Regions from separate parts of the Homo sapiens genome. Here region 1 is linked to region 2. The links are chromatin loops, found by intact Hi-C in ENCODE. Cell type or tissue: GM12878. All regions are shown on one strand. Each heading gives the region's core, and the rest is flanking DNA. Links, peaks and the distances in the headings are about the cores only.

Region 1 (2,904 bases), core at 1-2,500, 150 kb before region 2:
ACGCCTGTAATCCCCGTACTTTGGGAGGCTGAGGCGGGCGAATCACCTGAGGTCGGGAGTTCAAGACCAGCCTGACCAACGTGGTGAAAGCCCATCTCTACTAAAATTACAAAGTTAGCTGGGTGCAGTGGTGCATGCCTGTAATCCCAGCTACTGGTGAGGCTGAGGCAGGATAATCACTTGAACCCAGGAGGCGGAGGTTGCAGTGAGCCAAAATTGCGCCATTGCACTCCAGCCTGGCGACAGAGTGAGACTCCGCTTCAAAAAAAAAAAAAAAAATTAACCTCTCTGAGTATCCATTGTATCACCTGTGTGAAGGTAATGCTGAACAGTCAAGGGATATGGATCTCATGTGATCGTTCTAAGGATGAAATGGAATAATATTTGTTTAGCAGTGTTTGGCACATAGTAAATGTTCAATATACGATAACTCCTTTTTTTCCTTTTCTTTTTTTTTTTTTAGATGGCGTCTCGCTTTGTCACCCAGGCTGGAGTGAAGTGGTGCAATCTCAGCTCACTGCAACCTCTGCCTCCCAGGTTCAACCGATTCTCCTGCCTTAGCCTCCTGAGTAGCTGGAACTACCACACCCAGCTAATTTTTGTATTTTTAGTAGAGACAGGGATTCACCATGTTGGCCAGGCTGGTCTTGAACTCCTGGCCTCAAGTGATCCACGTGCCTCAGCCTCCCAAAGTGCTGGGATTATAGGTGTGAGCCACTGTGCCCAGCCTGATAACTATTCTTTTTCTATAACACTTACACTCAAGAAAGTCGGAGCACCCTACAAGAAATAACAGACAAACTCGGCCATCATGACCAGCCTTAAGAACTATCCACTGGTAGAAATTTTGACAAGTCTACAGGTCAGCAATCAGACCTGAAGGTTTCCTGAGTCTCATGAAATCCTACAGGATTCACATCTGATCCTCAACAATAGACCAGCCAGGAGAGGGCAGCAAGAGAGAGCCTGAGTCTAACCATTGCTGTTTGAATCACAACCCCTAGGTGTTGTGGGCACTTTACTTGGGAATGTCCAGGTTGATACTCATTTCAAAAGATGGCAGATCTGCTGGCTAGAGGTGTGGCAGCACAGATTACGAATGGGTGGTGACTGTTTATCAGGCTCTTGACTTTCATAAATTATTTTCTTGTTTGTTTGTTTTGGAAAGGGGTCTCACTCTGTCATCCATGCTGGAGTGCAATGGCGTGATCTAGGCTCACTCCAACCTCCGCCTCCCAGGTTCAAGAGATTCTCCCACCTCAGCCTCTCCAGTAGCTGGGATTACAGGCATGTGCCATCATGCCTGGCTAATGTTTGTATTTTAGTAGAGATGGGGTTTCACCATGTTGGCCAGGCTGCTCTTGAACTCCTGACTTCAGGTGATCCGCCAGCCTCAGCCTCCCAAAGTGCTGGGGTTACAGGCTTGAGCCACCGCACCCGACCCATAAATTATTTTCTTTAGATAATCACTCAAGCATCACTATATTGTAGGAAACAACAACATGTCATTGAGACATAGATTTTGGGAGACAGTTTAAATCAAACTGGCAAACTTTTTTGTAAGGTTTGTGAGCTAAGAATAGGTTTTACATTTTTAGGAGTTGTGAAGAAGGAGAAGAAGGAGGAGGAGGAAAGGGAAGAGGAGAAACAACAGTATTGTGAAGGAAAAACAAAAACTTGAACCCTGGTTCACTCTGCCAGAAGGAAGAAAATGAAGCTGAAAGCTGAGTCATGCAAGAATCTGTCTTTCCTTTTGTTCCTAAGCAGATAGCTACACATAAAAGGTTAAAGATCTCTGCAGGTAGTTACTCTATGTTCACCTTATCTTACAGAGAGTGCTGACTTACTATTCCCCTACCTGCTCCCTTTCTCTTGCAACATGGGGATTCAGTCATGTGACCACAGCCTCCCTCTTCCCCCTCCATCCTGCTTTCTCCCCTTTTAAATCCTGAAGTCCTCAAAATCATCTTTGGAGAAAGGCACAGACCCATCTCCTGGGCTTGTCCTTAACCTTGGCAAAATAAACTTCTAAATTGATTGAGAACTGTCTCAGGTACTTTTTGGTTTACAGTGTGATGGTCAATTTTATGTGTCACCTTGATTGTATCACAGGGTGCACAGACATTTGGTTAAACTTCATTTTTTTTGAGACAAAGCCTCAACTCTGTTGCCCAGGCTGGAGTGCAGTGGCACGATCTCGGCGCACTGCAACCTCTGCCTCCCGAGTTCAAGCTATTCTACTGCCTCAGCCTCCCAAGTAGCTGGGATTATAGGCACAAGCCACCACATCCAGCTCATTTTTGTATTTTTAGTAGAGACGGGGTTTCACCATGTTGGCCAGGCAGGTTTCAAACTCCTGACCTCAAGTGATCCACCTGCCTTGGCTTCCCAAAGTGCTGGGATTACAGGTATGAGCCAACACGCCCGGTCTGGTTATTTCTGGGTACATCTGTGAGGGTGTTTTGGGGTGAAATTAGCATTTGAATCAGTAGACTGAGTAAGGAGGATCCCATCCTTACCAATGGCAGTGGTCATCATGCAGTCTACGGAGGACTCGAAGAGAACAAGGAGGAGGAGGAAGGGAGCATTTGCTCTCTGCCTGGCTGACTGAGCTGGGCCTTTTCCTGTCCCTGTACTGGGATTTGCCCCATCAGTGCTCCTGGTCCTCAGGCCTTTGGACTCAGACTGGAATTTAGTCCTTATCTCCAGCTTGCAGATGGCAGATAGTGGAACTTTTCAGCCTCCATAATCCTGTGAGCCAATTCTTTATACTAAATCTGTTTGTCTATATCTGTATCTCCTATTGGTTCTGTTTCTCTGGAGAACAATGACTAATAGAAACAGAGATGCATGTGTCGTGGAAGCCTAAAATATTTAAAATATCTGGTTCTTTACCTAAAAGTT
Region 2 (2,925 bases), core at 151-2,650:
ATAGTGTCTAATGAGCAGTAACCATTTGTGTCTACCTTGGTCCCTGGTGTCCTCTTTAAGAAGTTCACTTTTTCCTTATGTGGATATCCTTTGTTGTTGTTGTTGTTGTTGTTGTTGTGGCTGCTGCTGCTGTCATCTAATCAACAGCAGATCTTGTAAGTTTGCTCTGTGGAAATACTGTTTTTCCAGTTGAGGCGGTCTTTGGGCTGCTTTCCCCAGCCTTCAGTGCCATCTTGAAATGTAATTTGTGATATTTCTTTACTCATTGGTCCCAGACTCTATGAATATTCCTGATAAGATAGCTTTTTTTCCCTCCAATCTTTTTTTTACTACAGATTTAGAGTAACACATTTCATTTATTAAATGAGACATACTTGTTTCTCATGGGTAATTTGTTACTAGAGGATGCTGTAAATTGCACTAGGCAACTTAAAGACATTGCTACTTTTTGATGACATGATAGAGGGAAAAATACTTTGGTTGAGTCATTTAAAAGAGTGTTTTAAAAAGTATGATGACTTAGTCATCATTTGTCATTTTATTCTTTTAAGTGTTTGGAAAGTATCCGTATTAAAATAATACCTTTAAAAGCATGTATTCATTAAATTGTCAAAATTGTCATTCAAAAAATTTATAATTTTGCATTTGTGTATGTGTATACCCACTATACCTTATGCTTCAGTGTAAGCCTACAATGTTTATGTAAGTCTTAGAGGTTAAATGTTTGTGATGTTTTATGCCATAATAAAAAGATGATTCCATATGAAGGTGTCAAATGACATTGTCTCTCTAGTGTAAATACAATTTTATTTATTATTGATACTATGTTAGGTCATGTTAGCTAGAAGCAGATCCCGGGACATGGATTTGGATTTATGTGATTTACTGCAGGAGCACTCTCAGGAGAACAAGAGTGAGGGAAGGAGGGTGGTCAGGAGACTAGCCTAAACAGGCATGTGGTCTAAGCAGTGGTCTGGATTCAGCCTGGACTCATGGGAAGTTTTGGAGCAAGAGCAAAGAGGCAGGCCTTTCATACCTGTGTTAGTCATTGGCTGCAGGCTGCTTGAGTGAGGGTGGAGTAGAGAATGATGGCATGTAACCTTCCAGGTGTGGTGGCCCCTGTCTACCTGAGGCCTTTCTCCAGCAGCCAACACTCACAGCAGCTGGAGAATAGATGCACCGGCCTGTAAAGGGGACCTGGCAGAACACCATCAGCACCCACTACAGGTGGTCATTAACTCCAGCAGTTAAGACATCACTATTTAGTTAGGCAAACAGCTTGTCTTTTGAGATATAAATAGAGAATTATTTATGAATATGCATCTTAGTCTTCTTTTGATTCTTATTTTAACGTATTTTTTTTTTTTAGTAAGATGCTCTGGTAATCATGTTTACCAGATTGAAATAAGCACACCTGGAGGCATAGCTAGTGTGGTGGATGACCAAGTCACCATTTCACAAGATTCCAGTAATCTGGAAAGATTAATTTTAGGAGTGATTAATATGATTCTTCAGTTAGTAGAAATTCTCTCGTATGACACAGTTGGTATGTGTAGGTAATTTTAAAAAGTTGGTTCAAGTGTGAATCATTTAAAAATCATTATATATTTTTTGAACATTTTTTACTTAAAATGTATAAGAGTACTTCACTTGTGAATCTTTGGATGTAAGCACAGGACTCTGAATGTAGGTTAATAAACAGTTTATTTTGCATAAACCACGGTTGAATCCATCATCTAAAAATAACAGTTTCAGGTTCTTTAGAGTGAGAACTAGCCAGATTTTAAGTAGTCTGAATACTCCCCCTAGCCTTTTATAGTTGTTTCACTCACACCTAATTTTTCAGCAGTTCCTTTCTTTAAAGTGTTTTGCTTTTATCTAGTCCTTTCAAAGCATTCATCCTCATTTTTCTCTTTGGCATGCACATTTCAGTGGTTCATGTAATATTTAATGAATTTACATAATAAGAATAACAGATACAACAAGTAGAAATAGGCAAAGCAACAAGTATCAGTGACTGGCATGGAACTGCATGGGTGCAGAAATACACATGTAAACTAGTCATAGATTGTCAGTGTGCAGTGGGTGTTTTCAGAGGGAAAGGGGAGTATAAGACTAAGTTGGTCTTAGGAGCTGGCTAAGTATAAGTCACTTAAGAGCATTTCTACTGTATTTTTTAAGTGGTAGTTCAAGTTCAATAGTTAATAAGTTTGTTATGAACCCAAAGTGCAGCATGGCTAGTAAACATTCTATTCAAGGTATAATTTTAAGCTGCATTAACAAAAGTTTGAGTGAAAGAAAACATTGCTCTCACCTTGGTTGAGCCATTCAGGTCCTAGTGAGAACAGCATGTCCAAGTTGAGCACAACAAGGAAGGACGTAAAGCAGGGGCCTCTGAACAATGGCTCTTATTCCTGGCTCGTGGTTGCCCCTTCAGAATAATGCATGTAAACGTGTACACACACAAAATTTTGCATGCATTTAATTATGTTACATTTTAAATTGATTGTTTTTACAAATTAAAAATATTTTCTAACAAATTAACCTCATACCATTTTAATGTAAAAATTAAAGGCGGCCGGGCGCAGTGGCTCACACCTGTAATCCCAGCACTTTGGGAGGCCGAGGTGGGCAGATCACCTGAGGTAGGTAGTTCGAGACCAGCCTGACTAACATGGAAAAACCCCATTTCTACTAAAAATACAAAAAATTAGATGGGCGTGGTGGCGCATGCGTTGTAATCCCAGCTACTTGGGAAGCTGAGGTAGGAGAATTGCTTGAACCCAGAAGGTGGAGGTTGTGGTGAGCCAAGATCGTGCCATTGCACTCCAGCCTGGGCAACAGGAGCAAAACTCCGTCTCAAAAAAAAAAAAAGATTAAAGGCTACTTATGAACATGTTTAATAAATTCAAATTTTGCAAATAA

The links. Peaks named below come from ENCODE experiments on the same cell type or tissue, not always from the same donor. Only the 100,000 strongest peaks of a DNase experiment are listed, where the experiment ranks them.
Region 1: a loop joins it to region 2, with 2.2 times the contacts of the local background. A loop is called at or near these places in 2 of 110 quality-filtered maps.

Annotation. Positions count from the first base shown.
Region 1 is chr14:91,138,929-91,141,832 of GRCh38, reverse strand. All of the region lies in intron 1 of DGLUCY (D-glutamate cyclase), which reads right to left. Among named protein-coding and RNA genes, the nearest start is that of SNORA11B, 14 kb to the right of the region's middle. RefSeq lists a silencer at 834-1,128. In GM12878, for the core only: a CTCF peak has its summit at 957 (motif pointing right); no DNase peak of the experiment used is centred there.
Region 2 is chr14:90,984,894-90,987,818 of GRCh38, reverse strand. All of the region lies in intron 2 of RPS6KA5 (ribosomal protein S6 kinase A5), which reads left to right. Among named protein-coding and RNA genes, the nearest start is that of RPS6KA5, 74 kb to the left of the region's middle. RefSeq lists an enhancer at 1,771-1,820. In GM12878, for the core only: a CTCF peak has its summit at 1,222; a DNase peak (open chromatin) is centred at 1,798.